Regions from separate parts of the Homo sapiens genome. Here all the other regions are linked to region 3. Evidence: chromatin loops called from intact Hi-C (ENCODE). Cell type or tissue: A673. All regions are shown on one strand. Region 1 overlaps YES1 (YES proto-oncogene 1, Src family tyrosine kinase). Region 2 overlaps CLUL1 (clusterin like 1). Region 3 has its middle 20 kb from the start of YES1. Region 4 has its middle 24 kb from the start of THOC1.

Region 1 (8,000 bases), 90 kb before region 3:
GTTTTCACTATATATTTAAAACAAAAAGTCAGAAGAGTAAAAAAGTCCCATTTTAAACTGTATATATACCATCTTAATTCTTGTGTTGGACTATAGTAAATAACAAATTCAGGCCAGGTGCAGTGGCTCACGCCTGTAATCCCAGCACTTTGGGAGGCCGAGGCGGGCAGATCACGAGGTCAGGAGATCAAGACCATCCTGGCGAACACGGTGAAACCCCGTCCCTACTAAAAATACAAAAGATTGGCTGGGGGTGGTGGTGGGCGCCTGTAGTCCCAGTTACTCGGGAGGCTGAGGCGGGAGAATTGTGTGAACCTGGGAGATGGAGCTTGCAGTGAGCCGAGATTGCACCACTGCATTCCAGCCTGGGTGACAGAGCGAGACTCCCATCTCAAAAAAAAAAAAAAAAAAAAAATTCAGCATACACTTTAGATTACTAATATTTTCTTTGGAACAGCCCTCATCCATTTTAATTTTCTTAAAATTATCTGTTGAAATATAAATACATATAGACTTTACATTTGTGGAAACATCTATTTTCTTGAGATGGAGTCTCGCTCTTGTTGCTCAGGCTGGAGTGCAATGGCGAGATCTTGGCTCACTCCAACCTCCGCCTCCCGGGTTCAAGCGATTCTCCTGCCTCAGCCTCCTGAGTAGCTGGGATTACAGGCGCCCGCCACCACGCCTGGCTAATTTTCAGTATTTTTAGTAGAGACAGAGTTTCACCATGTTGGCCAGGCTGGTCTCGAACTCCTGACCTCAAGTGACCCACCCACCTCGGCCTCTCAAAGTGCTCAGATTACAAGCGTGAGCCACCGCACCTGGCCTGGAAACATCTATTTTCTAAGAAACCGTATGATACAGGACACCACTGGACTAAGAGTTAGATAGCTGGTTCTAATACTCGTTCTGTTACTAACAAGTTTTGTGAATTTTAGATACCTCTCATCTTTTGATACTTCATTAATCTGTATCATTAAGAGCTCACATTGGATTATCTCTGACGTTCCTGCCAGTTCTAAAATTCCATTATTGGCCAGGTAATCCCAATACTTTGGGAGGCTGAGGTGGGAGGATCCTTTGAGCCAAGGACTTTGAGACTAGCCTAAGCAACACAGAGAGATCCCTGTGTCTACAAAAAAAATAATTTTTTAAATTAGCTGGGAATGGTGGCCTGTGCCTGCAGTCCTAGCTACCCAGGAGGCTGAGGCGAGAGGATTGCTAGAGCCCAAGAATTCAAGGCTCTTCAAGCACGGAGCTATCAGTGCACCACTGCATTCCACCCTGGGTGACAGAATGAGACGCTGTCTCTAAAAAATAAAAAATAAAAATAAAATCCCACCATTTCACTACACATACTATAATATTCTGGTAAGATTATTCCACATTTTAATTTACACTTTTAATTCAAATGGATACATGTATATATACAGATACCTGAGCAGCCATATCAACCAGCTGTGGAAGCTTCAAATACTTTCCATCTCCTTCCTTAAGGAAATCTAATAAGCTTCCTGTAACAGACAGCAAGATATTCATAAAAAATAAGCAAATCTTATATTAGGATTGAAATGAATACTCCTCCACCCCAAATCACAACACAAAACTTCTTAGCTTTTCATTTTTTTTAAATTTTGTGCAGTTTTGCAGTTTCCAAATAATTATCTAGGTCCTAGAAGAGGTCTCTAAGCTGAAATTTTGAAAACTTCTGATAACACATGCAAAAAAAGAAAATGCATTAACTTTACCTGACAAGAGGCATTTTTTCCTCGCTTTGATCAATATCCCAATTCTGATTCAAAAAGTAGTATTAAATACTTACATATTTTTAAGTAAATCTGAATCAAGAATTCAGACAACTAGGAATATCTTGGGTGTGGTTAAAACTAAATATAGGTAGCTAAATGAGTCGCTGTGGAACTACTGCTGTGACCAAGCTCTCTCTCTGAAAACTACAAAGTACTATGAATAACAGCAAAGAAAAAGGCTAGAAGTCTGATTACGGCTTCACTATTATTTGTTAAGGCTTATAATCAAGAGAAAACATCACACAAAACCAAATTAAGGCACATTTAAAACATAAAAGTGGTCTATTCTCTTCAGAAGTAACAATGCTATGGAAGACAGAGGAAGGTTGAGGAATGGCTCTAGATTAAAGGAGACTAAATAGAAATGACAACTAAATGGAATGCCTGACCATAAACTGGATCGGGGAAGTGTAGTTGGTGGACTGGTCCAGAGCTAGGGAGACCAAATTCCAGGTCAAAGAGAAAACATGAAAAAATCATGAAAACAAAGAGCAGAACAGTGGGTTTATGCTGGAGTGCATGGGACAATGAGTTTGGACAGATTATAAAGGGACAAGTGCTAAGTGAATACCAAAATGAGGAATTAAAGAGTTTTAAAAATAGAAAGGACTTTTGTTATCTTGTATTCTAAATCTCTCCCGCCTGGAAATAATTGTACCCAGTGGTCTGACAACACAGAATTTTACCATGTTCTCCCAATTAAATAATTCTTAAAATTAATATACAGAGCTAAATGGGCTATTAGCCTTACCTTCATTATATTTCTTATGTTCCAATATCTTTTTTAATTGTTAAAGTCTTTATTTATTTGAAACGGAGTCTCACTCAGTCACCCAGGCTGGAGTGCAGCGGTGTCATCTTGGCTCACTGCAACCTCTGCCTCCCTAGCTCAAGCCATTCTCGTGCCTCAGCCTCCCGAGCAGCTGGAACTACAGGCACAAGCCACCACGCCCAGCTGTTTTTTGTATTTTTAGCAGAGACGGGGTTTCGCTATGTTGGCCAGGCTGGGATCGAACTCCTGACCTCAAGTGATCTGCCTGCCTCGGCCTCCCAAAGCGCTGGGATTGGAGGCATGAACCACTGTGCCTGGCCTGCTTCCAATATCTTGATTTAAACATCTTCCCTGTCCTTTTCTCCTTTTTTTTTTTTTCTTTTTTGAGACAGTCTCATTTTTTCACCCCAGATGGGAGTGCAGTGGCACAATCACAGCTCACTATGGCCTTAACCTCCTGGGCTCAAGCAATCCTCATGCCTCAGCCTCCTGAGTAGGGAATACATGTGTGTGCAACCACGTCCTGCTAATTTTTTTAGTTTTTGTAGAGATGGGGTTTCACCATGTTGCTCAGGTCAGCCACCATGCCTGGCCCTCCCTTCCCCTCTGGTTCATCTAATATACTCTTTGAAAGGGCATATTTGGGCTGGGTGTGGTGGCTCACACCTGTAATCCCAGCACTTTGGGAGGCCAAGGCAGGCTGATTGCTTGATCCCAGGAGTTCCAAACTAGCCTGGGAAACAGGGTGAAATCCCATCTGTAGAAAAATACACAAATTATCTATGTGTGGTGGCATGCACCTGTAATCCCAGCTACTCAGGAGGCTGAGATGAGAGGATCGCTTGAGCCCAGGGAGGTCCAAGCTGCAGAGAAATGTGACTGCACTCCACCCTGGGGGATAGAGTGAGGCCCCACCTCACAAAAAAACAAAAACAACAAACAAACAAGCAAACAAACAAAAAAATGTCATATTTGGCAACTGTTTGCAGTAGACATTCCTTCCAAAGAGCGCCAGGTGCTTTGGGTCTTTAGGTGTGTTCTGGCTATCAATTAATAGGCTGTATAATTTCTTAACTTTTGGTTTCAGTCCCCTTTTGAGGGGAAAAATTTTCCTACAGCAAATATGTAACTTGTAGTTGTCCTTGTCACCACTAGATGGAACTACATCATTGACCAAGACACACCACTGGAGAGGGTGACATAATTAGTGACTACTGTATATTATTGGTTCAAGAGTAAAAATAATAATAAAGCAGATGAAATCAAACACATAAAAATCAGGCCTGTCAGCTTATCTGCTGACTTACTAGTTCCTCTAAGTACCATCTGCACAGGGAAAAAGAGGAAAGAGTATCAATCTTCTCTTTATCCTCCCCCTAACTAACCCTGTTACTGAAGATCCCATCTTGTGGTCTAGAGTTAAGGAAAATGAAGAAACTTCCATTGAAGGTAGTGGGGAGGCCAGGCACAGTGGCTCATGCTGGTAATACCAGCACTTTGGGAGGCCAAAAAGGGAGGACTGCCTGAGGCCAGGAGTTCAAGACCAGCCTGGGCAACATAGTTGAGACCCCAGTCTCTATTTAAAAAAAAAAAAAAAAAGAAAGCAGTGGGGAAAAAAGTTCCTAGAAGTCCTGAATATAGGAATTATGTTTATATTAAAATGAGAAAACTAATTCATTTTAACTTTACCTTATTTCTTTGCTTTAGTACTAAAAATGTAAGTATCTTTCTGATTTTATCATTTTAATTAAATGTGTACAAACACTTTCTATTTTTCACCTTTCTAGCTTTTCCATTTGTTTTAGTCAAACTTAATTTCAAAATTAATTCAGCCTGCCTACTTTTCCTTTTAAACGTCATACTATCCTCTGGAATAACTGGATAATCACTATTCCATTAAACAAAGTGTCAGGTTTCTTCTATCCAAATATGTCTACATAAAAATCTTAAATTAGAAAACAGTATAAGTCTATATGCATACAAATCAAGACTCTTAAAAACATTATCAACACAAATACCTAAGGAGATACTAATACATACCTTTTGACATAAATTCAGTGACAATGTAAATTGGTTCTTCAGAAACAACAGCATATAGTGGAACAAGTTTATCATGTCTTAATTTTTTCATTATCTGAGCTTCTTGAAGGAAAGCTTCTGGCATCATTGTACCTGGTTTTAGTGTTTTGATTGCTACTTTCGTGGTTCCATTCCATGTTCCTAAAGAAATAACACATTTTAGGAATTTATATTTTAAAGGATTTTAGACCAAACTTCAGTGAACAGCACTTCTCTTAAATATTGAAACATATTTTATCATAAATTGTTGCACTTTAATCCACAGCTAAACAATGACAGAAAACAAAAATTCAGGCTTCTTACCCATCCACACTTCGCCGAAACATCCTTGTCCTAGTTTAACCTCTAGTCGCAAAGATTCTCGAGGGATTTCCCAAGCATCTTTTGCTAGACCTTGAGTCTGAGGTTTCACAGTTGGACACACAGTTGTCAACTTGTGGCATAAACCATCAGCATGTTCTAGATAAATGAATAAACTATACTGTAATATCAATTACAAAAATTAAGGGGCATATAGTGTATCAATGTTTTAAGTTTAAACTGTAGAAAAACAAAAACAGAAGTCCTTTCGAGTTTTACTCTAAAAGCACAAAACAAAAAGGGAGTTGTCCATAAGCAGCAAAACATGAAATATACATAAGTGAAACATTTTGTAAAATTTATTTTTAAGGCCGGGCAAGGTGTCTCACGTCTGTAATCCCAGCACTTTGGGAGGTTGAGGCAGATGAATCACGAGGTCAGGAGTTCGAGACTAGCCTGGCCAATACAGTGAAACACTGTCTCTACTAAAAATACAAAAGTTAGCCGGGCATGGTGGTGCATGCCTGTAGTCTCAGCTACTAAGGAAGCTGAGGCAGATGGATCGCATGAACCCAGGAGGCAGAGGTTGCAGTGAGCCAAAATTGCGCCACTGCACTCTAGCCTGGGTGACACAGTGAGATTCTGACTCGAAAAAAAAAAAAATATATATATATATACATGTTATTACTTACTACTTAGTATGTATATACTAATATATAGTAAATATATTGTATTTACTACTTAGTATGTATATACTAATATATAGTAGATATGTTAGTATATTTACTAAATACTTAGTATAACTTAAAATATATATTTTTTTAAGTTATTATTTACTAAATACTTAGTATGTTCCACTATTGTGCTAAATTAGCACTTCACAAGTATCTCATATATAAATGAAGCTTTGAAAACATACGCAACTTTCCCCTAAGGCCCTGCAGTTAGTAAATGGTAGAGATGGGATTCAAATCTAGGTCTGTCTGCTTCCAAAGTTCTGCCTTTGTACACTGGGTTTTATTAATTCTCAAAGAGAATGTTATCATTAAATGTTATTATCTAATAGCCACTAATTTGTAAGAGGCATACCAAAAAATCAAGGAAAAAGTTCATTTAGGATCATTTAGGAGATTTTTTCTTTTTTTTTTTTTGAGATGGAGTCTCACTCTGTCGCCCAGGATGGAGTGCAGTGGTGTGGTCTCAGCTCACTGCAACTTCCACCTCCCAGGTTCAAGTGATTCTCCTGCCTCAGCCTCCCAAGTAGCTGAGCCTACAGGTGCATGCCACCACGCCTGGCTAAATTTTTTTATATTTTAATAGATAGGGTTTTGCCATGTTGCCCAGGCTGGTCTCAAACTCCTGACCTCAAGTGATCTGTCTGTTTCGGCCTCCCAAAGTGGTGGGATTACAGGAGTGAGCCACCACGCCTGGCCTTTTTTTTTTTTTTTTTTTTTTTTTTAAGAGATGAGGTCTTGCTATGTTGCCCAGGCTGTTCTTGAACTCCTGGCCTCAAGTGATCCTCCTGCATCAGTAGTTGGGATTAAAGGCACAATCCACATGCCTAACAGGAGACTGATTTTTTTAAATAAGGGAGACACAAAGTCAGGGAACCCTAGATTCATAACAGCTTGACTTATGAATTCTGCTTATACAATCTTTCTTATTATAAATGAGACATGTTCTCTCCTATTCTCACTAAAATAACCACATAAATTCACATTGTGACAAAGGCAATTACAAGTGATGCCACTGCTTGGTAACATGCTTGATCAATGTCAAGATTGCTGGCTGACTTGATAGACTCAGTTTGCAGCTAGCTGTCATTGAAGACATTACCATGGAAACATCCCCTCTCCTAGTATTAATCATGTAAAGACTTTCAGGTGCATTCATATGCCAAATTGGTAATGAAAAATTTTGAGACAGAAGATTCTAATATTAAATACCTTCAGAGGTCCTTGAAAGACAAAAATGTCTATAATTGCTATAGGTTAATTTTCTAGGATAAGAAAAATGCATCGTCAGACCAAATTTCACTGGATTTATACTTTAGGAAAGCTTATGCGATCCAGCCCATGCAGAGGAAGGTAATCCTTCTGACATAGCTTTTTCTGTTACCCAATGTTTAGTTTTACTTACTAAGTGCCCATAAATATTTGCTTTTAGGTTTATTTTCATAAGGTACATGTGGTGAAATGAACTCCAATGTAAATACTATGCCAGTAAGATATAAGGACCCAAATGATGAGAGTCTATTAGCACATTATCTGAGTAGCACAATGCAAGTACTAAGTATTACCTGTTCCTCCCTTTAGAATACAACAGACATTTATTGGGCATGTATTATGTGTAAATAAGTGTGTTAAATCTTAAGAGAAATGAGGATATGGATTTTGTCCTCATAAACTAGAATATGAAGAAATAATTTTTACCTTTGAAATATTCACATACCTGTGTAGTGTTTCACCAATTTCTGCAGAGTATCAAATTGTGCTCTGGTTGTGATATAGTATCCACCATTGTCAAGTTTCCTAATTTTGTAGTGTTTCACATTGTCACCCCTTATCTCATCCCAATCACGAATAGAAAGGGAATAAGCACCTGGGTGAAAAATAAATACTTTCACTATATCTTTCTCAAAATACTGCCCCAAGAAATTTTATACTTATACTAATATAACAATATTCATACCTTTAGTTGTTTCACTCTCTCTTACTAAGAAAATACCTCGTTGATTTCCAGGATTCAAAAGTAATCTTTCAGCATCTTTTCTCCCCATTTTGCCAAAATACCATCTGGAAAAAAATTAAGTGTTTTGAATTGAAAAGTATGAGGTTCAGAAAAATTATACAGAAGTGTCAGTAAGAATGGACTGGGATAGGTTTGGACGACAAAGAATAGCTAGAGAACATGGCTCAAAATACAGGAAAATGTAAGAGTTTTATTGATTAAATAGTAATATCACAAATATTACTGTTAGAATATACTCTTACAGTATTTCTATATATTAACTACTCAATGTGTCTCTCAAAACTCCACCT
Region 2 (8,000 bases), 210 kb before region 3:
GACATTAATAATTAACATCACACTCAAAACAATGACTTTTTTAAAAAAGGTTATCTTCAAACATTACCCTTAAATCAAAGAGGAAATTAAAACTGTAACAAAAATAATTTGGAAAATATTTTCAATTTTAATGTTGAGAGTAAATTACTTTTTAAATTTATTTTTATTTTTTGAAAAATGTTAAGTTGTAAAATACATATAACAAAATTTACCATCATAACCATTTTTAAGTGTAACGTTCAGTAGTGTTAAATACATTCATACTGTTGTGCAACCAATCTCCAGAATTATTTTCATCTTGCAAAAACTGAAAGTCTATACATATTAAACAATGCCCCATTCCCCCCACCCCAGTCAGATTTTTAATTTAAAAATACAAGTGGAAGTTCTAATATTTTCTATCTATCCCTCTATCTATAAAGTTGGGGGCCACTGAATTCCAGATTGCTGCTTACATCTTTTTACTTCTGAGGATCATGGCCTCTGGGAGTCCGTTAAGCAACTGGAGCCGGGTAGTGTGACAGGCTGACCCCAAAGCTGTGTGTCAGCGTCACCGGACTGGTTGATGTTGCAGCCTCACCTACTGCCCTGAGTCAGTCAGGGTTCTGGCAAGGAAAGGAGAATGCCTGACCAGCAGCTGCAAACCCTTCTCCCTTTTGGCAGCAATCAAAAGATTTTGAGGAAATCTAAAATAGCTCCTCATCAGGAAAATGTGGAAGCCCCTCCAGCTGGGATCTTCCCTGGTGGGCTTGTGAGCCTGGCCATCTGGGAATAGAGACACTAGATAGCACTCATACACTCTTCACAAAACACATTATCACATGGAATGTTTTGAACATCTGGGTAAACCACTACTTTCATTTTATAGCTAAGAAAACTGGGGTTTGAGATGTTTGTTAATTAACATGTTACTCCAACACTGTAATGAATGAACTGAGATAAAGTCAGCAGATGTGTGCACGGGGGACCCAGTGATTTTCCGCTTTTCTCACTTCCCTGAACCTCCTGGCAAGGAGGACAGGGTATACAGCTTTAACAAGAATATTCCACTTTGGGTGGGTCAAGTAAGCAAATGTGGATTTCACTTCTGGCCCTGAAGAATCCAAGCAACTAGTAGAATTTTTGTTTATTCTTAAAAATCTTATTGTACAAAAATTCATTGAATTATACTCTTAAGTTTGAGGCACTCAATTAGAAAGTTAATCGGAAAAAAAAAATCTGTTTAACCCTGAGTATCCCTCCCTAAAATTACTTAAAGCCTAGAATAAAGGTCAGTTTAGACAAATTATGAATTGGCAAATATGGTGTTAGCAACCCTAGTCTCCCAGTATTGAGCCCCACCCATTCTCAAGAGTACTGCTCAGTGGTGACCCAGCATCCTCACTGTCCCCTTCCTCCACCCCTCCTTATTAATATTTAGTGAGACTATCTGAAACTTATTAAGTAGGAAACCCTAGAGAAGGTTAGAGTGACTTGACCTCCAAATCAGGTTTTATTTGTATGTGTTTTTAATGAAATGGGGTCTTGCTATGTTGCTCAGGCTGGTCTTGAACTCCTGGGCTCAAGGGATCCTCCTGCCTCACTTCCCGAGTAGCTGGGATCACAGGCACTAGCCACCATGCCTGGCTCAATGCCAGGTTAATATAGCGCTTTTGATAAACTGTCATCTATAGGAATAGAGTTATAAGCGTGAATCTGCCAGTTGGTACAATGTCTAGCAGGAAACGGAAGGCGTCGATAGGATATTCCTTAGGAATGTTTACTAGACAGAGGTCTACTTCTTCCATGGCAATGTTTCACTTCCAAAACTTGGGACCTGTGATTTGGTAACTGTTTTTTGTCCTGCTTCTGGGCAGTGAATGGAAGGAAGCCTGAGAGATACTAGTTATTATACTGGACTAGTTATAATAACAGATGTCTTGCCTATGATAATGGATACTAGGTATAATAATAGATGCCTTGCTTGTTTAGCTCATTTAATGCAAAGACCTTGAGAAGTAGATACTGTTATTCCTATTATTCTTATTTGCAAATGAGGAGACTAAGGCTTATATGTATTAAGTAATTTGCCCAAGGGTACACAGCCACTGTAGTTTGGAATTGGGAATATTAGGATTTTGGCTTATGAGGACAATGAGCAGAATATGTAAAATTGGGACTGATTGAGAAAATCCTGGAGGTATTGTTACTTGCCTTGGAGAAACAACTTTTTTTTTTTTTTTGAGACAGAGTCTTACTCTTGTTGCCCAGGCTAAAGGACAATGGCACGATCTTGGCTCACTGCAACCTCCGCCTCCTGGGTTCAAGCGATTCTCCTGCTTCAGCCTCTGAAGTGGCTGGGATTACAGGCACCCACCATCATGACCAGCTAATTTTTGTATTTCTAGCAGAGACAGGGTTTTACTATGTTGGCCAGGCTGTTCTCAAACTCCTGACATCAGGTGATCCACCCGCCTCAGCCTCCCAAAATGCTGGAATTACAGGTGTGAGCCACTGCACCCTGCCGAAAAACAACCACTTTAAGATGTAAGATTCAGCCAGGTGAGGTGGCTCATGCCTGCAATCCCAGCACTTTGGGAGGTCAACCTGGGCAGATCACTTGAGGCCAGGAGTTCGAGATCAGCCTGGGCAAAATGGTGAAACTCCGTCTCTACTAAACATACAAAAATTAGCCCGGCATGGTGGCACGCACCTGTACTCCCAGCTACTGGGGAGGCTGAGGCAGGAGAATCTCTTAAACCTGGGAGATGGAGGTTGCAGTGAGCTGAGATTGCACCACTGCACTCCAGCCTGGGCGACACAGCCAGACTCTGTCTCAAAAAAAAAAAAAAAAAAAAAAAAAGATGTAAGATTCCAAAATTGTTCTACAAAGTCCAAGGACACACACACACTCCTGTCTGGGTCAAAATGTATATTGGCAAGCTGGGGCCCTGGCAGTTTTCTTACGTGGATCATACCAAATGCTACGTGGCTTAGCAGCCAAACTTTACAATGAGGACAACTGACAAATCCTAGCCAGGCAGAGAAGATGTGGAAGATTGTCAGTGCCCAGGTGATTCTTTGGGCTTAATACTCCAGGAAAGGGTCATTTCCATTAGCTCTGAGGCTGTCTTCTTATGGCCAGATCCACTATACTCACTTCATTCCCCTGCACGATATCTCGGCATGGAGGGGGCTGGGGTTCAGAAGTCCACACTTGCAGGGAAGCCAGAGGTTTGGGCAGGGGCACAGGAAGAAAGGTCTGTTGCACCATGGTGCTGACCCGTGAGGCACTCCAGGGGCAGGGCTGAGGCTCGCAGGGACAGGTGCCACTGCTGCTGGGCTCCTCACCACCCAGAGCAGGACTTGGCCAAGTACAGCAAGCACCACAAGGGGGAGCACTGGGAATATAAACAAGAAGAACAAAGCTTGTTTATATTCCCATTTATATTTATTTAATATTACATTATATATAAATATATTTATTATATTACATTCTAATTGCAGAGATGCCATCCTGCGTCTCGGCAATTACAATGTAACTCAACGGGAACATTTAACTTGACATACAAGAATTGTACTTTCTTGCAATGTTTAAGGATATACAACAATTAAAGACAGCATAAATGAAAGAATTAAAATGTACCAGCTTTATAAACTGTAAAGCCCACTTTCCCCATGCACCAGTGGATGAGAATTGAAGACAGACTTACCGGTAAATAGGTAAATCACAGTTGTTCCCAGATCGGGATGGCATCTTCATTGTCAGGTCACCCACACCTAGAGTAATGTCTGTCACATAGCAAACACTCAGTAAATACTTATTGAACAAATGAATGAACAGATGAATAAGATTTACAGTCTTCAATAGGAATCAATCAGTGCTCTTTTCTTAAACTAAACAGAAAGCTTTGGGGGAGATCTGACAGCTGCGAGGCACCTGAAGGAGAAAGAATGAAAAAGCAGTTTAGAATGTATACATTTCAAAGGGTGAAATCAACTAAGGTGCACATAGATTATGAAATGGAAATTGGACTTTTGTTTCTACTTTTAACTAGGAGGCCCTGAAACTTCTGAATGAAGTTCAAGAACATCTGGAGGAAGAAGAAAGGCTATGCCGGGAGTCTTTGGCAGATTCCTGGGGTGAATGCAGGTCTTGCCTGGAAAATAACTGCATGAGAATTTATACAACCTGCCAACCTAGCTGGTCCTCTGTGAAAAATAAGGTAAGAGAAAAAGAGAGCTCAAGATTTCACAGTTCTTGAGGCACCTATTTCAGCTTACTTTTTTATTAATTTATGTTAATATTTAGAACGGAGATGCCTGATCTGATAGGGGCCTTTTGCTTTCTAGAATCTAATACTAATGTTTACATACCATCACCTGTGTATACGCAATTTATAAGGTAGAGCACCCATTCAGTGGTCACTGAATGCATCTCTTAAAATATCCTGGCTTTCTGCCTTGTATTTGTTATTTGTGAACATGTTCCCACTAGATAGTAAGCTCTTTGAGGGCAGGGATCATATCTTATTTGTCTTCACTTATGCATTGGTGGCATCCAGTAAATGTTTACCAAATTGCATTTGGAATCATAGCATTGCAGTCTCTGATTTCAATCCACATTAATTTTTCCTTCTGGAGGCCAAATATTTAAAGATACTCTCTGCCTCCCAAATCTTACCTTCAACATGCTTGCCTCCTTATGCATAACACACACACACACACACACACACACACACACACACACACACCCCTTCATGTCCCCTTTTGCCCTACCCATGTATGTAGGACTGGCATGTTTTCTTTTTTGTACCCTTTGGTTATCTTCTGAGCAGAGGGATCACAGAGGGTGGTGACCTGAATAGGATGAGCTCTGCCCCACTAACGGCTCCAATTAAGCTAGATTTTTCTCCCCCTTCAAGAAGTGAGCTGAATACAAAATTGAGTGGAATTTCACGCTCCATATTAGAGCACATACTAATTAGGGTATGCTCCTGGCTTGGCAATGCCGTACTCAATTACAAAGGGAGCAACTACTAAGATAATGAATGCGCCAAGTTAATTTGCCTCCACTATTAATTGCATCTGCTCTATTTTTAGAGCTACTGTCGCCTGCTAATACACCAGAATATGGTGTAATCAGCACCAGCAGGAAGTCAGGAGATATGGGGACCATTCCCATCTGGGTCAGTTGTGTGATCTTATGAACATTTCTTGGGGCTTTAAAGGTTTGTTTTTGTGGATGAAGAGTCAAGTAAACAGAAGCTGGTAGAGGGAGAGGCAGACAATCCACCCAAATTCTTTTCTTTATTTTTTTTCATGAGACAGGGTCTGGCTCTTTTGCCCTGGCTAGAGGGCAGTGGTGCCATCTTGGCTTACTGCAGCCTCCACCTCCTGGGTTCAAGTGATTCTCCTGCCTCAGCCTCCTGAGTAGCTGGGATTACAGGCGCCCACCACCACGCCTAGCTAATTTTTGTATTTTTAGTAGAGACAGGGTTTTACCATGTTGGCCAGGCTGGTGACCTCAGGTGATCCACACACCTTGGCCTCCCAAAGTGAAAACTTGACCTTTTTAGGCTATTGGTGGGCAATGTAAACCAGGAGAAATTTCAGATCCTGTTTCCATAGGCAAAGGCAAAGTCAGGTATAAGAGGGTTAAGAAATTATCTTAAAGTTAATTGCCTCATACTAGCTTGCCCAGAATTATTCTTGATTTGAAATGACTACTGTAAGTTGACTTTAAAATTTGCAATAAGAAATGGTCCAGGGCCGGGTGCAGTGGCTCACCCCTGTTATCCTAGCACTTTGGGAGGCCAAGGCATGTGGATTACCTGAGCTCAGGAGTTCGAGACCAGCCTGGGCAACACGGTAAAACCCTGTCTGTACTAAAATACAAAAAAAATTAGCCAGGCATGGCGGTGTGCAACTGTAATCCCAGCTACTCGGAAGGCTGAGACAGAAGAATCACTTGAACCCAGGAGGCGGAGGTTGCAGTGAGCCGAGATGGTGCCATTGCACTCCAGCCTGAGTGACAGAGCAAGACTCCATCTCAAATAAGAAAGAAAGAAAGAAAGAAAGAAAGAAAGAAAGAAAGAAAGAAAGAAAGAAAGAAAGAAAGAAGGAAAGAAGGAAAGAAGGAAGGAAGGAAGGAAGGAAGGAAGGAAGGAAGGAAGGAAGGAAGGAAGGAAGGAAGGAAGGAAAGAAAGAAAGAAAGAAAGAAAAGAAAGAAAGAGTCGAGAAAGAAAATAATTTTTTATTCCATTTCTGTCCCCTACTCTACTCCACAGATTGAACGGTTTTTCAGGAAGATATATCAATTTCTATTTCCTTTCCATGAAGATAATGAAAAAGATCTCCCCATCAGTGAAAAGCTCATTGAGGAAGATGCACAATTGACCCAAATGGAGGATGTGTTCAGCCAGTTGACTGTGGATGTGAATTCTCTCTTTAACAGGAGTTTTAACGTCTTCAGACAGATGCAGCAAGAGTTTGACCAGACTTTTCAATCACATTTCATATCAGATACAGACCTAACTGAGCCTTACTTTTTTCCAGCTTTCTCTAAAGAGCCGATGACAAAAGCAGATCTTGAGCAATGTTGGGACATTCCCAACTTCTTCCAGCTGTTTTGTAATTTCAGTGTCTCTATTTATGAAAGTGTCAGTGAAACAATTACTAAGATGCTGAAGGCAATAGAAGATTTACCAAAACAAGACAAAGGCAAGTATTAAAAGATTACTTTTACTTAGAGGTTTACACTAAAGTCAAGTTTTGTTTAGCTTCAGAAATGGTAGACATTTCTGAGTCACATTGTATAGCATTTCTTGAAGAGACAATTTATGGAAAATGTTTCAGAGCCTCTTAAAAGAAGCTTTGAAGTCTGCTAAACACCATCCCTCTTCCATCATCGTTGAGAACTGAACTCTTTCTAGAGCAAATTTTCAAAGCAGAAAGAAAAAATGCTAATAGGTTGAGAACTTGAAAAAAAAAAACCAGTTCCCTCATTTATTATTTCTTTATTTATTTTATTTTGTGACGGAGTCTCACTCTGCCACCCAGCCTGGAGTACAGTGGTGTGATCTTGGCTCACTGCAACCTCTGCCTCCCAGGTTCAAGCAATTCTCCTGCCTCAGCCTCCCAAGTAGCTGGGACTACAGTTGTGCACCACCACGCCCAGCTAATTTTTTTGTATTTTTAGTAGAGACGGGGGTGTCAGTATCTTGGCCAAGCTGGTCTCAAACTCCCGACCTCAGGTGATCCACCCGCCTTGGCCTCCCAAAGTGCTGGGATTGCAGGCGTGAGCCACCATGCATGGCCATTTCCCTCATTTATTAAAGCTCATGTAGATGCTCAGCTCTATTCTGCTAAAGCATCAGAGAGCTTCTTTAAAATTGATCTGGAATCCTCAACTCCCAGTTTGAGAAGCCCACTCTCACATATAACCAGAGCAATTTAGTGCCCTCCTCTGAATCACTACAATCATTCCTTAAATCATAAAATGTATGCATAAAACCACAAAAAATGCTCATAAACCCCAAACTACAGAAATATTAGATAAGAATTGCCTTCTACCAACACTAATCATGCCTCATGGCATCCATGTTGGAGACACAATGCTGCTTTATGTTTTAAGGCGGCAGATATCTTCTGTGGGCTTCTATGGAGTAAGTTAGATACCGCATTCGAGAATGAGAATTGCCACGAGGGTCAAGTGTAGGATCTGCATTTCCTTTGTCACTGTATTGACCCCTAAGCCAGGTTGAAGGCTGCTCCCCTCTGAGATGAAAAATAAAATGGGCTCCTTCTATCTATTTTTCTTTTTCTTTTTTCTTTTTTTTTTTTTTTGAGATGGAGTGTTGCTCTGTTGTCCAGGCTGTATTGGTGTGATCTCGGCTCACTGCAACCTCTGCCTCCTGGGTTCAATCAATTCTCCTGCCTCAGCTTCCCGAGTAGTGGGGATTACAGGTGCCCGCCACCACGCCTGGCTAATTTTTGTATTTTTAGTAGAGACAGGGGTT
Region 3 (8,000 bases):
CCTCCTGAACAGCTGGAACTACAGGCGCGTGCCACCATGCCTGGCTAATTTTTATATATATATATATACGTATATATATATATATATATATGTATATATATACATATATATATGGATATATATGTGTGTGTGTGTATATATATATATATATATTTTTTTTTTTTTTTTTTTTTTTGTAGAGGAGTGGTTTCTCCATGTTGCCCAGGCTGGTCTTAGACTCCTGGGCTCAAGTGATCTTCAGGCCTTGGCCTCCCAAAGTGTTGGGATTACAGGCATGAGCCACCACGCCCAGCCTCATTTACATTCCTGTCTTCAATTCCTAGTATAGTGCCTGGTATGTAGTAAGCATGTGATAAAAATTTTAAGAATATTTAGGGCCGGGCGCGGTGGCTCACGCCTGTAGTCCCAGCACTTTGGGAGGCCGAGGCGGGTGGATCATGAGGTCAGGAGATCGAGACCATCCTGGCTAACACGGTGAAACCCCGTCTCTACTAAAAATACAAAAAATTAGCCGGGCGCGATGGCGGGCGCCTGTAGTCCCAGCTACTGGGGAGGCTGAGGCAGGAGAATGGCGTGAACCCGGGAGGCGGAGCTTGCAGTGAGCCGAGATTGCGCCACTGCAGTCCGCAGTCCGGCCTGGGCGACAGAGCGAGACTCCGTCTCAAAAAAAAAAAAAAAAAAAAAAAAAGAATATTTAGTATTGTTGTCTCTGAGAAAAACATAAGTTATGTATCTAAATTCTGTAGCCCTATAAGAAAATCTGTGTGTGTGTGTATATATATATTATATATATATATATATTTTTTTTTTTTTTGAGACGAAGTCTGGCTCTGTTGCCCAGGCTGGAATGCAATGGCGTGATCTAGGCTCACCGCAACCTCCACCTCCCGGCTTCAAGCGATTCTCCTGTCTCAGACTCCCGAGTAGCTGGTATTACAGGCATGCACCACCACGCCTGACTAATTTGGTGTTTTTAGTAGAGATGGGGTTTCTCCATGTTGATCAGGCTGATCTCGAACTCCTGATCCCAGGTGATCCACCCGCCTCAGCCTCCCAAAGTGCTGGGATTACAGACATCAGCCACCACGCCTGGCCGAAAATCTGTATATTTTTAATATACAAAGTTTAAGAACAACTAAGTTTTATTTATGCAAAAATGTTTATTTGATTTGAAATGAAACTTTGGAGAAGTTATAATAGCAGAAGTCAAATGTCTTCTTTTCCTTTGTGTTTCTTAATTATGTTGCCTTTTTAACCTTTCATTCTAAAATAGTTTCTATGAACAACTAAACAAGACATGATGGTTGACTCAATCAATAAAATATACAGTATGTTTGCATCATGACATATTTAGATTTCAGTGGCACAAATATAATATTACGTTATGCCAAATAATACTTTATATTTTTCAAATTATTTTATTATCACATTTGATCCGTATAACAATCTTAAAAGATGAATAGGTAGATGTCACTACCCCCATTTTACAGGCGAGGAAACTGAGGAATGAGAAATGCAAACCAGTATGCCAGTCACCAAGTGTCAGATTAATTACTGAGCTAGAGGCCAAACGAGGTGGCTCAAGCCTGTACTTGCAGCACTTTGGGAGGCCGAGGCAGGCGGACTGCTTGAGCTCAAGAGTTTGAGACCAGCTTGGGCAAGAAAAAGAATTAGCAGGGTGTGGTGGTACATGACTGTAGTCCCAGCTGCTTGGGAGGCTGAGGTGAGAGGCTCGCGTGAGCCCGAGAGGTTGAAGCTGCAGTGAGCTGTGATTCTACCACTGCACTCCAGCCTGGGTGACAGAGCAAGACCCTGTCTCAAGGTGATGAAATGATTAGAATTATCCCAAATCTACTATCCCGAATGGTATAGTTATTTTGTATCATTGTATAATTTTCTCCTGCTACTCATTCCTTCAGGTTCTAAGGGAGAGTAAGTTCTAGTTGGTTTCCAAAAGCCCCAACTTAAATGGCTTCCTGGCAATTTTGATCTTAAAGATTGTCTTTTTTTAAGCTGGCCAGAGCAGCTGGCATAAAGAGAGAAAAAAAAGATTATGTCTTTTCTTCTTCTCTCTCTCTCTCTCTCCTCTAGTACCTAGAACACATGCAGAAGGTGCTTAGTATACTCGTGAGCAATGAATACATAAATAAAATGAGTTTAGAAGAGACCTGGGAAAGTCTGGGTAGTGGAATGGGAATACTCTTCTTTGTTAGAAGATAATAGATACCTCAGCACTGGGACATCAGCAGTGATAATCCTGCGTCACAGTTGGTGAGAAGCAGCGGGAAATCAGGGGGAAAGGAGGTAGAGGCAGGCACAGTGGCAGCCCAAGGAAATGAAGGCAAACTGTGGTCATGAGACCAAAGACAAGGGGAGCTGGGGAAGGGAATGATGTCATCAGAACAACAATAGAGGAAGATGGTTTTGGCAGCAGCTTTTGAATAGACTTTGAAGAAAAAAATCAGAGAGAGGGGAAAAAGGAAACGGGAAACGGAAGTCTGTTGAGAACTCAGCATGACATTTGGAGTGGGTGGAGAGCTTCCTGTATAGCTTGATGTTTGGAACATCTGGTCACCTCTTACAATAACAAAACCTTAGAAATTTCAAGCTTTCTCAAGTGGCCAGCTTAGAATGAGTGTGAATTCCATGGCCAAACCGTCATTGCCAGAAGACAGGAATATCTAAAGAAAGAAAAATTCAGACAGAAACTGACTCTTAACACTGAGAACACCCCCACTAGTTTTTTGATGTAAGTAGTCCTATTTGTCAATGTATCTATGCTTTATTTTTGGAATACAGTATTGGCTTGGTATTAAATTTAAAGTGTTAAGTCTACTTTAATTCAATTATCTCAAAGGGCTAAGGTTAATCAACAGATTTACAAAGAAAGCAATTGTTTTCAAAGCTTATGATTTTCACTACCCATTTTTCTGGTGTATTAATTTTTGCTAGAGTCCATACCTTGTTTCATTTGCAATATTGGCTGAAATTTTCCACAACTCAATTGTGCCCTCTAGTGTTTATTAGCATTTAGTGACGGCCACTTTGGATGTTTGTTTGTTTGTTTGTTTGAGACACAGTCTCGCTCTGTTGCCCAGGCTGGAGTGCAGTAGCATGATCTCGGCTCACTGCAACCCCCATCTCTCAGGTTCAAGCGATTCTCCTGCCTCAGCCTCCCAAGTAGGTGGGATTACAGGTGCCCGCCACCATGCCCAGCTAATTTTTGTATTTTTAGTAGAGATGGGGTTTCACTGTGTTGGTCAGGCTGGTCTCGAACTCCTGACCTCGTGATCTGCCTGCCTCAGCCTCTCAAAGTGCTGGGATTACAGGCATAAGCCACTGCGCCCAGCCCAATCCCAGGTCTTCAGACAAGGTAAACTCATTGTCAACCAGAAAATGTTTAAATTCACCTATAGCCTGGAAGCCCCAGCTTTGAGCTGTCCCACCTTTCTGGACCAATCCCATGTATTTATTAAATGTATTTGATTGATGTCTCATGCCCCTCTAAAATGTATAAAACCAAGCTGCACCCCGACCACCTTGGGCACATGTTCTCAGGACCTCCTGAGGGCTGTCTCATGGGCCATGGTCACTCATATTTGGCTCAGAATAAAACTCTTCACATATTTTAGAAAGTTTGACTCTTTCTGTCGACAATAGGGAGGTGCTGTAGGATGTTAGGCACATTATTACCAGCTTCGCCATGTTTTTGAAAGTTTTTATTATAATTCTATTGCTAATAGTGTGGTTAACCTCCATATAATAATACAGTAGTCCCTCCTTGTCTGTGAAGAATACATTCTGAGATCCCCAGTGGATGCCTGAAATCGCTACAGTACCAAACTCTATAGATACTGCGGTTTTTTGTAGATATAGACACACACATATCCCTATGATAAAAGTTAATTTATAAATGAGGCACAGAAGAGATCAACAACAATAACTAGTGATAAATCGAACAATTTTAACAATATGCCAGCATCCCTACCCTTGTGCTTTGATGCCATCATTAAGTCAAAGAAAGCTTACGTGAGGGAAGTGGCTCCTGTAAGGGCGCAAAGCAGCGTGGCAGGGGTCCGAGCTGGGGTTCTGTCCCCGCTGGGCTGCCGCCCCAGCTGGACTACCGCCAGGGAACTCAGCGCCAATTACCTCCAGGAGAAGCTGCAGCGGGACCTGGAGGCGGAGCATGTGGAGGTGGAGGACACGACCTTCAACCTGTAGCTTCCGAGTCCTGGTGGTGTCAGCTGCTGCTTCAGAGACACCAGCTGGTGAATGCGTGCCTAGCAGAAGAGCTCCCACACATCCATGCCTTTGAACAGAAAACCCTGACCCCAGAGCAGTGGGCCCGTGAGCAGCAGAAATGAGGGACTGGAAGCTGCACAGCCATTAAATTATAAATCTGGACCCCCCCCAAAAAAACAACAAAAAAACTTACATGAGCACACACTCTTCAATACCGTGACAGTTGATCTGATAACTGGGCCAGCTACTAAGTGATTGATGGGCAGGTAGTGTAGACGGCATGGAGACACTGGACAAAGGGATGATTCACAACCAGCCCCAAGCAGGAGGAAACAGGACAGCGAGAGATTTCATCCTGGTTATCAGAACAGCGCGGGAAACTTATTAATTGTTTATTTCTGGAATTTTTCATTTTTTTTTTTTTTTTGAGACGGAGCCTTGCTCTGTTGCCCAGGCTGGAGTGCAATGGTGTGATCTTGGCTCACTGCAACCTCTGCCTCCCAGGTTCAAGTGATTCTCTTGCCTCAGCCTCCCGAGTAGCTGGTATTACAGGCACCTGCTACCACACCCAGGTAATTTTTGGTATTTTTTGGTAGAGACGGGGTTTCACCACGTTGGCCAGGCTGGTCTTGAACTCCTGATCTCAGGTGATCCACCCGCCTCAGCCTCCCAAAGTGCTGGAATTACAGGCATGAGCCACTGCGCCTGGCCAGAAGGCTGTATTTTGTATGACTATATTTATATGACATTCTGGAAAAGAGAAAACTGTAGCTATTAGGCACTGTTCTAAGTACTAGACAGACAATACGTGATGATGCTAGTCTTTGAAATAGAAAACACAGGAGAAAAAGCAGGATAGCAAAGGGGGAAATGATTACTTGAGTGCTGGGCATGTTGGGTTTGAGGTGTTTGAGGGAAAGCCAGTGGAAGTGTCAATGGGAGGCAGAACTCAGGAGCACTGCCAGGGCTGGAGATAGATTTGGGAATCAATAACATGTAGATAAGAGCTGAAGCTGTGGAACAAATGAGATTCCCGAGAGAGAGAGAATGCGGAGTGTCCACTTAGTCCAGCCCCAGCCCTGAGCTGAGCCAAAGGGATGAGCAGGAATTAGCTAGGAAAGAAGGCCGAAGAGGTCATTTCAGGCGGAGGAAATAGTGATAGCAAAGAAACCTGCAGGTCCCTGGGATCAACTGAAAAAGCACAGGATTTGTAAATTTAGAAAGGAGGGCTAGGCATGGTGGCTCACACCTTTAATCCCAGCACTTTGGGAGGCTGAGGTGGGAGGATGTCTTGAGCCCAGGATTTTGAGGTCAGCCTAAGCAAAATAGAAAGACCCCCATTTCTACAAAAAATAAAATAAAAATAGCTGGGTGGCGTGTGCCTGTAGTCCCAGCTACTCCGGAGGCTGAGGTGGGAGGATTGATTGCTTGAGCCCAAGATTTCAAGGCTGCAGTAAAGTATGATTGCACTGCACTCCAGCCTGGGTCATAGAGCAAGATCCTATCTCAAAAAAAAAAAAGAAAGAAAGAAAGAAAAAAAAATTTAGAAGGAGACTTGGTTGTTTTTTTTTTTTTAATAAAGGATTACAGCCTGCAAGGTGGCCGTTCTGACAGGTTGGGAAGTATAGCCTCTGGGAGAGGCTGAAAGGCAGGTTTTTCAAGGGAGACGGGAATTATGCTGAGGGGGTTGGCCAAACATACATATTCAACAGGTTACAGGAGGAGCTATGAATGTTCATGAAAGGGGTCCTGAAGCATGTAGCAAACGTGCATGTTACATGTGACCCATGTTCACTTTGGAGCGGAGACTTAACATTTAAATGTATTACAATTAGGGCCTATACATCAAAAGGTGAAGCAGGGACATGAAGCCTCTCAAGTGCACAGCTTCTGTAAACTGGCCAGAACCAGTCCACAGTTGGCGGCCTCTTATCAGGAGAAAGTAACAGAACTCAGTCTCTGGTCCAGTCAAAGCTGTAGTGATGGCTGGTGGAACGAGGAGTCGGTCTAAGTGTCTGATGGTGGCTGAGCTGCAACTGCTTCAACATTGCTCATCTCAAGGCCAGTGCTTGTTTAGCTGCTAGAGAAAAAGAAAACCCTGATGGCAGTGGGAACATAGTTTATTCTTTAATTCTAGGGAGTACATGACTTAATCCTTGCCTGGCATGCATGGCCTTAGGTCCTGTTTATAATGTCGTATCTTATTGCCACAAAAAGTCCATTGTGTCAGGATTATGAGCTCCATTTTAACATGAATGCTGGTCAGATTTTGTGCCAAATCTGCAAAAGGGAAGGGATATAATGAGGTGTGCCTGCCCTCCCATTCTGTCATGGCTGGGAACTCAGTTTTTTAGGTTTCTCACCGGCACGGTGGCTCCCGCCTGTAACCTCAGCACTTTGGGAGGCTGAGGTGGGTGGATCACCTGAGGTTGGGAGTTTGAGACCAGCCTGGCCAACAGGTGAAACCTCGTCTCTACTAAAAATACAAAATTAGCCGGGTGTGGTGGCACATGCGTGTAATCCCAGTTACTCGGGAGTCTGAGGCAGGAGAATTGCTTGAACCTGGGAGGTGGAGGTTGCAGTGAGCCGAGATCGCGCCATTGCACTCCAGCCTGAGCAACAAGAGCAAAACTTCACCACGAAAAAAAGAAAAAAAGGTTTCTCGGGGGTTCTCTTGGCCAAGAGCAGGTTCGTTTAGTCCGTCTCTATGAATCTGACTATTCCAGTACCTCAGTGGACTCATACAGAATTTATTGTCAGTGTCTGGCTTATTCAGATCAGTGGTTCCTTTTTTTTTTTTTTTCTGAGTCAAGGTCTGATTCTATTGCCCAGGCAGAAGTCCAGTGGTGCAATCTTGGCTCACTGCAACCTCTGCTTCCCGGCTCAAGTGATCCTTCCACCTCAGCTTTCTGAGTAGCTGAGACTACAGCCACGCGCCACCGCACTGGCTAAGTTTTGCAGAGATGGGGTTGCGTCATGTTACCCAGGCTGGCCCCGAACTCCTGAGCTCAAGCGATCTGCCTGCCTTGGCCTCCCAAAGTGCTGGGATTACAGGCATGAGCCACCATACCCGGCCTCCACAAGTGATTTTGCTGCTCAGTCAGGGTTAAGAACCATTGATCTGGGGTGGGGGGAGGGGGGAGGGATAGCATTGGGAGATATACCTAATGCTAGAGGACGAGTTAGTGGGTGCAGTGCACCAGCATGTCACATGTATACATATGTAACTAACCTGCATATTGTGCACATGTACCCTAAAACTTAAAGTATTTAAAAAAAAAAAAAAAAGAACCATTGATCTGAGGTCGGGCACAGTGGCTTACACCTGTAATTGTAGCACTTTGGGAGGCCGAGGTGGGCAGATCGCTTGAGCTCAGGAGTTTGAGATCAGCCTGGCCAATATGGTGAAACCTGTCTCTGCTAAAAATACAAAAATTAACCAGGCATCATGGCACACACCTGTAATCCCAGCTACTCGAGAGGCTGGGGCAGGAGAATCACTTGAAGCAGAGGTTGCAGTGAGCCAAGATTGTGGCACTGCACTCCAGCCTGGGTGATAGAGCAAGACTCTGTCTCAAAAAAAAAAAAAAATTCACTTTTGGAGCTTTGAAAACCTGCTAATGCCTGGGCTATGCAGCTAGCGATTCTGACCTACATGGTATGAGGAAGGCGTCAAACACCTGCATTTAGAAAGAGCAAGTGAGAATGCCTGTTGTAGAAGTAGAAGATGGGAGGGGAATAGCATGACATGAGCTGCA
Region 4 (8,000 bases), 540 kb before region 3:
AACATTATTATACCATACTTTTACTATACCTTTTCTATATTTAGATAGGTTGAGATGTACACTTACCATTGTGTTACAATTGCCTATGGTATTCAGTACAGTAGCATGCTGTAGTCATAGGCTATTCTATATAGCCTACATGTACAGTAGGCTCTACCATCTAGATTTGTATAAGTATGCTCTAGGATATTTGCACAACAACATCACATAACAGTGCATTTCTCAGAACGCATCCTCATTGCTAAGCAACACGTGACTATATTATACTTTTCTCATCTTTCCTCTCCTCACACCCATTTACTCACCAGTCAGTCTCAGCTACTCTCAGTTCCTTTCATACCTAATAACTTTTGCATATGTTTTTGCTTCTTCTTGGAATGTCTTTCTCCTCTCCTGTAACTGGTCAAATCCTCCTTTATTTAAGACTCAGCTTAGGCCAGTCATGGTGGCTCACACCTGTAATCCCAGCGCTTTGGGAGTCCGAGGTGGGCAGATCACTTAAGGTCAGGAATTCGAGACCAGCTATTGCCAACATGGTAAAACCCTGTCTTTACTAAAAATACAAAAATTAGCCAGGCATGGTGGTGCCTATAATCATAGCTACTTGGGAGGTGGAAACGGGAGCATCGCTTGAACCTGGGAGGCAGAGGTTGCAGTGAGCTGAGATCATGCCACTGCACTCCAGCCTGGGTGACAGAGGGAGGGAGACTCCATCTAAAAAAAAGCCTCTTCTTAAATTAAGCTGTAGTTATCCCTCCCTGATCCATTCAGTTCTGTTCATTGCCCCTGCTCTCAGTTACAGAGTCAGAGTCTTGAGAAGTTTTTCTTAAAATGTGTGTGTGGGAGTGGGGCAGAGGATTGGAGAGGGAATTGCCGATGTTACACTAAAAGAACCATTACCCTAAGCAATGTGGAAGTCCATTTTTAGGTTGAACCCCAATAAGGAAGTGATTCTTCTTTCCAAGAGGAGCAAAATAAGTCCATCTCTCTTAACTGAGGGTTAAAGTCACTAGGAGAGAGAAAATGCTGATTAAAGTAGTAACTGAAGTTTCCAAGTTAAAGAGAGTTACAGGGCCAAGAGAACAGACAAAGCCATTACTTGGGTTAACAAATCAAATAGGAGCCATATTTAAAGGCAAGATTTGAAATGAACTTTAAGCCCTTGCAGACATAAAGACCAAAAGGGCTTTGAAAGTAAGGGGCAACAGGCCGGGCGTGGTGGCTCACGCCTGTAATCTCAGCACTTTGGGAGGCCGAGGCGGGTGGATCACGAGGTCAGGAGATCGAGACCATCCTGGCTAACACGGTGAAACCCCATCTCTACTAAAAATACAAAAAATTAGCCAGGCATGGTGGCGGGCGCCTGTAGTCCCAGTTACTTGGGAGGCTGAGGCAGGAGAATGGCGTGAACCCAGGAGGCGGAGCTTGCAGTGAGCAGAGATCATGCCACTGCACTCCAGCCTGGGCAACAGATCAAGACTCCATCTCAAAAAAAAAAAAAAAAAACTGGAGCTAGGCTGGCGAGGCTGTGGAGAAATAGGAATGCTTTTACACTGTTGATGGGAGTGTAAATTAGTTCAACCATTGTGGAAACTGTGGCGATTCCTCAAGGATCTAGAACCAGAAATATCATTTGACCCAGCAATCCCATTACTGGGTATATACCCAAAGGATTATAAATCATTCTACTATAAAGACACATGCACACGTATGTTTATTGCAGCACTATTTACAATAGCAAAGACTTGGAACCAACCCAAATGCCCATCACTGATAGGCTGGATAAAGAAAATGTGGCACCTATACACCGTGGAATACTATGCAGCCATAAAAAAGAATGAGATCATGTCCCTTGCAGGGACACGGATGAAGCTGGAAATCATCATTCTCAGCAAACTAACACAGGAACAGAAAACCAAACACCAGATGTTCTCACTCATAAGTGGGAGGTGAACAGTTAGAATTCTTGGACACAGGGAGGGGAACATCACACACAGAGGCCTGTCGGGGTGGGGGGCAAGAGGAGGGGGAGCATTAGGACAAATACCTAATGCATGCGGGGCTTAAAACCTAGATGACAGGTTGATAGGTACAGCAAACCACCATGGCACATGTATACCCATGTAACAAACCTGCACATTCTGCACATGTATCCCGGAACTTAAAGTAAAAACAAACAAACAAACAAACAAACAAACCCCACAAAACTGGAGCTAGACTTTCACTTAGATTTGTAGCATGAATATTGCCTTTCTTATTTAGCTATTGCTTCTTCCTCCTTTTTTCTTTTATTTGCATGTATATCAGTTTTCTAGGTGCTGAGACTCTGGAAATTTCCAGGCTAAATTATGGTTCCATTTTCCTGAGAAGACTTTTTTAAAGATATGGCCTTATTAGTTCCCATTTCAAGTATTTTCTTTTTATCATTCATTTTGAAAATGTTATCAGAAAGAATGTAAATCAGCTTTTACCGAGGATGTGCCAAGTACCAGACAACTCTTTTTTTTTTCGAGACAGAGTCTTGCTCTGTCGCCCAGGCTGGAATACAATGAGATCTTGGCTAACTGCAACCTCCGCCTCCTGGGTTCAAGTAATTCTCCTGCCTCAGCCTCCCGAGTAGCTGGGATTATAGGTGCACGCCACCATGCCCAGCTAATTTTTGTATTTTTTAGTAGAGATGGGGTTTCACCATGTTGGCGAGGCTGGTCTCTAACTCCTGACCTCATGATCTGCCCGCCTTGGACTCCCAAAGGGCTGGGATTACAGGCATGAGCCACTGGGCCTGGCCCCAGACAACTTTTTCACATGCCTTTTCTCATTCAATTGCCAGCACAATCCCTATAATGTATTAATATCTCCATTATATAGAGGATGAAATAGATACTGATAGAGATTGAATAAACTGGTGGTAAGTGAGGAAGCTGGGATTTGAATAAGATCAAGGCTGATCGTACTACCCCAGGGTTTTCCAAATTTGGATGAGGTATAAATTTTGTTTTAAAGGAAGACATTTCCACAGACCCCTTCTGTTGACTAAAATTATTTTATGTTTCTTAAATAAACAAGCATAAAACTAGATGTAAACATCTCATGCCTATGGCATTTATAAAACCACAGAACTAAATCTAAGTATACAAATTAAATGGGAACAAAGCATCAATAAAATTCAAAATTCAAATTAACGTTACTAATGGGCAATGAATATCATTTTGTTGAAATGAAATGGAGGCTCGCAATATATTAGATTGATGCAAAAGTAATTGCGGTTTTCGCCATCACTTTTAATGTTTAAAGTTTAAAGCTGTTCTCTACGGCTTGGCATTTCTATCTGCTGTGGGATGATTCCATTTTGACGTTATTATTTTCTCTTTGAACTACTGTGAAAAATCCAAGATTTTTACAGCACATCGTGATAAAATTTAGCCTCTGCTGGACTCAGATGATTATTTTATTATGAAATCCATTGTTAAAGCAAACTAAATATGGCCTGAGAAGGACTCCATACTTCTATATTTGAGTCCTTGTGGATGAACTGCAACCTAACCTAACGTAATTAATTAGTAGACAAGATTAAAAACCTAATTTAGGAGTATGTGCCTGTAACAATAGATGAGTCTCGGCCAATCCCAGCGGCTGTGCTTCAACCAGTCATACGCTGCTGAGTGTTCAAACTGTGTTCAAACAAAGTAAACGCCAACCTGTAACCAATCCAGCTTTTTCTGTACCTCACTGCCGATTCCTGTATGTCACTTTACTTTTTTGTGTCTATAAATCTGTTCTGACCATGAGGCACCCCTGGTCTGAGTCTGTTGTGATTCTGGGGGCTGCCTGATTGGCGAATCATTCATTGTTCAATGAAACTCCTTTAAATTTAATTTGGCTGAAGTTTTTCTTTTAACACCACCTCTGGTCTTGTTTCATTAGTGCATGGTAATAAAAATAGAATTATGTTACTGGAATGTCTACTCCTTGAGGGTGGGTCGTTTGTCTGTCTTTTTCACTGTCGTTTTCTTAGTATCTATAATAGTGCGTGGCACATAGAAGGTGTTCAGTAAATATTTCCTGACTGTAGGAGTTGATGAATGAAGAAATACTTGGTTCTAGTACATTGTTATAGGCAAATGCAAGCCCTGAACTCTGGGGGGCAGTAACATTGTCAGATGGTCATCCAGAGGCTTAAACAATGTGTTAATATTGCTGATACAGTGTTCTGAGAAATTAATTATTGATTGATTTCTCTCTGTGATTTTCTTCTACAGCTCTTCCCTTTCTTCCTGCCCCAGCCACTCAAGCAGGTGCTTGGGTTCTATGCTGATGACCTTGTTGGAGAGATGTGATTGGTCAGAAAAGCAGCAACTGGGCTGGGCACGGTGGCTCACACCTGTAATCCCAGCACTTTGGGAGGCCAAGGTGGACAGATCATTTGAGCCCAGGAGTTCAAGACCAGCTTGGGCAACATGGCAAAACCCCCGTCTCTACAAAAAAAAACACAAAAACTAGCCAGGCATTGTGGTATGCCCCTGAAGTCCCAGCTACTTGGCAGGCTGAGGCAGGAGGACGGCTTAAGCCCAGAGGTGGAGATTGCAGTGAACCGAGATCACGACACTGTACTCCAGCCTGGGTGACAGAGCGAGACCCCATCTCAAAAAATAAATAAATAAAAGTAATTAAAAAAAAGAAGGAAAGAAAAAAGAAAAGCAGCTGTTGCTCGCAAGCTTCTTGGTTTGTGTTCCCTAAATTTCCAGATGATAGGGGCATTTCAGAGTACACCCTTCTTCAGTGTGTTGGTTATCTTCCATTCCTGCCTCCACACCTACTCTGCATCTCCACCCTTATCTGTGCCCCTGAGGGCTGACCTGTATGAATTGCATAATTGGGCCCTCTTGCCTTTTGGCTTCTGCTTAGATTTGGTCAGCGGGAGGCACTAGGCTGAGGTTGGAGGGCCACATCTCAGGGGCCACTTGTTTAGACAGATGTCATCCCTCCCACACCACACCCCCACGTCCTTTGGTGTTGAGCTCTGTGAAAGGCCATGAAATTGGGACAAAACCCTGGAGATGTGGGGTGAGGGGAAGAAAGAGACCTGAGGTTAAGTTGCCTGTCCTCCTGGTAGAATGGTAGACTCAAAATTAGAAATTAAGTTTAATTATAGAAAATTATGTATTTACATATATAGATGTGCACGCTGGGATTCATACCTTCCATGGTTTTGTTTTAAAGGTTATCATTGCAATGGAAATCCAAAACGTAAGAACTGTCGTAGTGATCTCAATGGGCTCCACCCATGAATCCAATCTGAGAAACACTACACTACATTATGCGAAACTTTGGGTTATAGCATTCTAAAAGCTGGTTTCTTGTGAGCATGAATAAAAGTTGTGATTAAAAGTTACACTCTGGGAGGCAGCAAAACATAGTGGATAAGAATAAGAAATCTGGACTCAAAATCCAGCTTTGCTACTTACCAGCACTATGATTTTCAGTGAGTTGCTTAATCTCTCTGTGCATGTTTCCTCACTTGTAAAACAACACAAAATTTTGAGGATTAAGTAAGATAATATGTGAAAATGACTTAGAATGGTGCGTATGATCTGCTCCCAATAACTGCTTTTATAATTATTATTACTATGACTTCAGTAGTCATTCAAGTGTTCCTTTATTTCACTAATGTTTACTTACCACAAACGCTGCAACGTGCAGCAGGAGGTATTCACGCAGACATGAATAAAGCATTCATCTGCTTCTAAGCAGCTGGTTACCTGTTCACCAAAAAATCTATTCCTTCTTTTTCTTGGGCATGTAGCTAGACTACATTTCTAGCACCCTTGCAGGTAGGCATAGCACATAAATGAGTTCTAGCCAATGGTTTGTCAGTAGAAGCTTTTTATATGTCACTTTTGAGCCAGGGTTTTAAAGAGGCACATATGCCCTCTTCATCCTCATTCTCTTTCTAGATTCTTGATGCAGAAGATGACAAAGCCCTGAGAAATGACAGAACCTGGGTTCCTGAATCACTATGTGGAAGAGAGCTGTCAAGCAACTAGGAATATCTACCTCACACTGAATTAGGGCAAGAAGTAAACTTCTATTTGTCTTTGAACCTTATATACTATTATAAGGGTCTGTTTGTTATAGCAACTAGTATCATCCTAATTACTGCCTTCTTCTTCTAATTGATGGAACCATGATGGAAAGGGTACATACATTGCAATCACGGATGCTGTCTATTTGGATTCAAATTTTTAGGAGAGTGGGGAAGAAGCTAGAAAAATGGGATCCTTCTACATCTTGTCTTTTTATTGAAGTCAGACCCCTTTCAGATCCTCCTGATCTCACCATTGTGTCTCACCCTGGCCAGTATTTTCCCCGACCTTTCCTTCATCATTTTCTTTGTTTTTAAGGCTCCCAGACAGCAGCCTCCTCGGTTCAACCATGAATGGCATCCGCTAAAAGTGCTGACCCCTCTTTAATATCTGGGTCATGCTTTGTGTGTCTTTTTGCATTAGTGTGATGAAAAGGACTTCCTTTGGTTCCTTTCCCAAATGATCAATTGGTAATTTGTACAGTAGGTTGAAAGGTTGATCCTGCAAAAGTTCATAAATAACATGACTTATTAATCAAAGAAATTTCATAATACACAAGGCATTTACAGTTTCTTTTAAAATAAGATTTGTGATTATTTTTGGAAAATGTTTTAAAATTCCAGATTAAGTGCACATTTACTTCTTTTTTTTTCTTTTCATACCTTTTATTTTTATTCTAGATTCAGGGAGCACATGTGCAGGTTTGTTACAAGGGTATATTGCATGATGCTGAGGTTTGGGCTTCGTTGATCCCATCACCCAGCTAGTGAACACACCACAGTACCCAATAGAAGAATTTTAAGTCCTTCCCCCTACACCTTTACTAAATGGCAAGAACAGGTAGTGGTTTCCCATACTGTTTTATCACCATCCTCCTGGCTAACTTCTTATGACATGGACAGGCACCCATGTAGCAAATCTGCATCTGCACCTAGACAGGCCTGTGCAGAGTAGACTTATGTGAACATTGGTTTGGAGGGTACTACTGTGATTCAGGACAGCTCAGGGAGGCCCGGCATGGTCAGTTCCAGCATGGCCCTGCTCCAGGCTGTCTGGAGGCCTCCCTAAAGGAAGGTGTGGGTGGTGTCCAGTTCTCTTCTTTCTCCAGGACACAGCCAGTTTGCAACCCTGGCTCAAGAGGTGTAATAACACAACTAAAAGAAAATCATAGGCTCATTTTTACCTGGAGTTGCCAACTGTCCTGGATTGACTGTTCTCATCTCATAAGCAAGCCTGAATTTCAGAAATATAAGAACTTCGGAAACATTGCAAGTTCTCTCTCTCTCTCTCTCTCTCTCTCTCTCCCCCAAGCCCCTAAACCAAAAGAAGGCAATACTTCTTAAGTTGCTATATGCAGATTCAAGTACCTATATTGATAATATTTGCTATCAGGACTTCATTTTACATTTTAAAATAATATGCCACCTCTGAAAAAAATTATTGTTTTGGCAGGTTTTCAGGAAACAAATGCTCACCATGTGAGATTTTAGAAAAAAGGAAGGGAAATTAGTCACTCAATACTTTGAAGCATCCAGCAACTTCTAAATCCCTGGAAAAATCAACACAAGGCAGACCTCTTGCAGATTTCTTAACTTTTCTCTTCTCCTAGGAGATGCCAGTGTCTCAGCTGGCTGGAACACAATTTGTGAGCCAGGATTGGCCCAATCCAAATTGTGGTTTTTCATTCTTCTATAGCAGTGGCTTCCAAATGGGCAATAACAGCCACAGCCTAAAGTGTGCACCTGAAAACTAGGCAGAGTGGGATCTGGCACTATAGGCATTTTTTCTGATCTGCTCCATAGAGGGTGTCATGTTCTGGCCAGTCACTAGAGTAGGAGTGACCACCCACTGGGCAAAGAGCTTATGGGAGAAACTATGGATTCCACAGCCTCGCATTACTCCCAGGGTAAGTTGCCA

What was found. Hi-C counts contacts between places; a loop is a spot of excess contacts. Peaks named below come from ENCODE experiments on the same cell type or tissue, not always from the same donor. Only the 100,000 strongest peaks of a DNase experiment are listed, where the experiment ranks them.
Region 1: a loop joins it to region 3, with 6 times the contacts of the local background. A loop is called at or near these places in 102 of 110 quality-filtered maps.
Region 2: a loop joins it to region 3, with 7 times the contacts of the local background. A loop is called at or near these places in 96 of 110 quality-filtered maps.
Region 4: a loop joins it to region 3, with 5 times the contacts of the local background. A loop is called at or near these places in 22 of 110 quality-filtered maps.

What each region holds. Positions count from the first base shown.
Region 1 is chr18:738,298-746,297 of GRCh38, forward strand. YES1 (YES proto-oncogene 1, Src family tyrosine kinase) reads right to left here. Exons shown (of 12, transcript NM_005433.4): 5 at 7,651-7,754; 6 at 7,411-7,560; 7 at 4,963-5,118; 8 at 4,621-4,800; 9 at 1,438-1,514. Among named protein-coding and RNA genes, the nearest start is that of ENOSF1, 30 kb to the left of the region's middle. RefSeq lists an enhancer at 3,627-3,696. In A673, a CTCF peak has its summit at 3,723 (motif pointing right); a DNase peak (open chromatin) is centred at 3,774.
Region 2 is chr18:620,828-628,827 of GRCh38, forward strand. It overlaps CLUL1 (clusterin like 1), which reads left to right. Exons shown (of 10, transcript NM_001393344.1): 5 at 4,038-4,205; 6 at 6,270-6,702. LOC105371952 (a long non-coding RNA gene) reads right to left here. Exons shown (of 7, transcript XR_935082.4): 6 at 3,693-3,919; 7 at 1-3,380. Among named protein-coding and RNA genes, the nearest start is that of CLUL1, 28 kb to the left of the region's middle. In A673, a CTCF peak has its summit at 3,366 (motif pointing right); a DNase peak (open chromatin) is centred at 3,364; H3K27ac peaks cover 378 bases.
Region 3 is chr18:828,109-836,108 of GRCh38, forward strand. It overlaps the pseudogene BOLA2P1. Among named protein-coding and RNA genes, the nearest start is that of YES1, 20 kb to the left of the region's middle. RefSeq lists an enhancer at 2,216-2,782. In A673, CTCF peaks have their summits at 3,018 (motif pointing left) and 4,269; DNase peaks (open chromatin) are centred at 2,383 and 2,983; H3K4me3 peaks cover 1,225 bases; H3K27ac peaks cover 2,468 bases.
Region 4 is chr18:288,335-296,334 of GRCh38, forward strand. No RefSeq gene overlaps it. Among named protein-coding and RNA genes, the nearest start is that of THOC1, 24 kb to the left of the region's middle. In A673, a CTCF peak has its summit at 4,142 (motif pointing right); no DNase peak of the experiment used is centred here.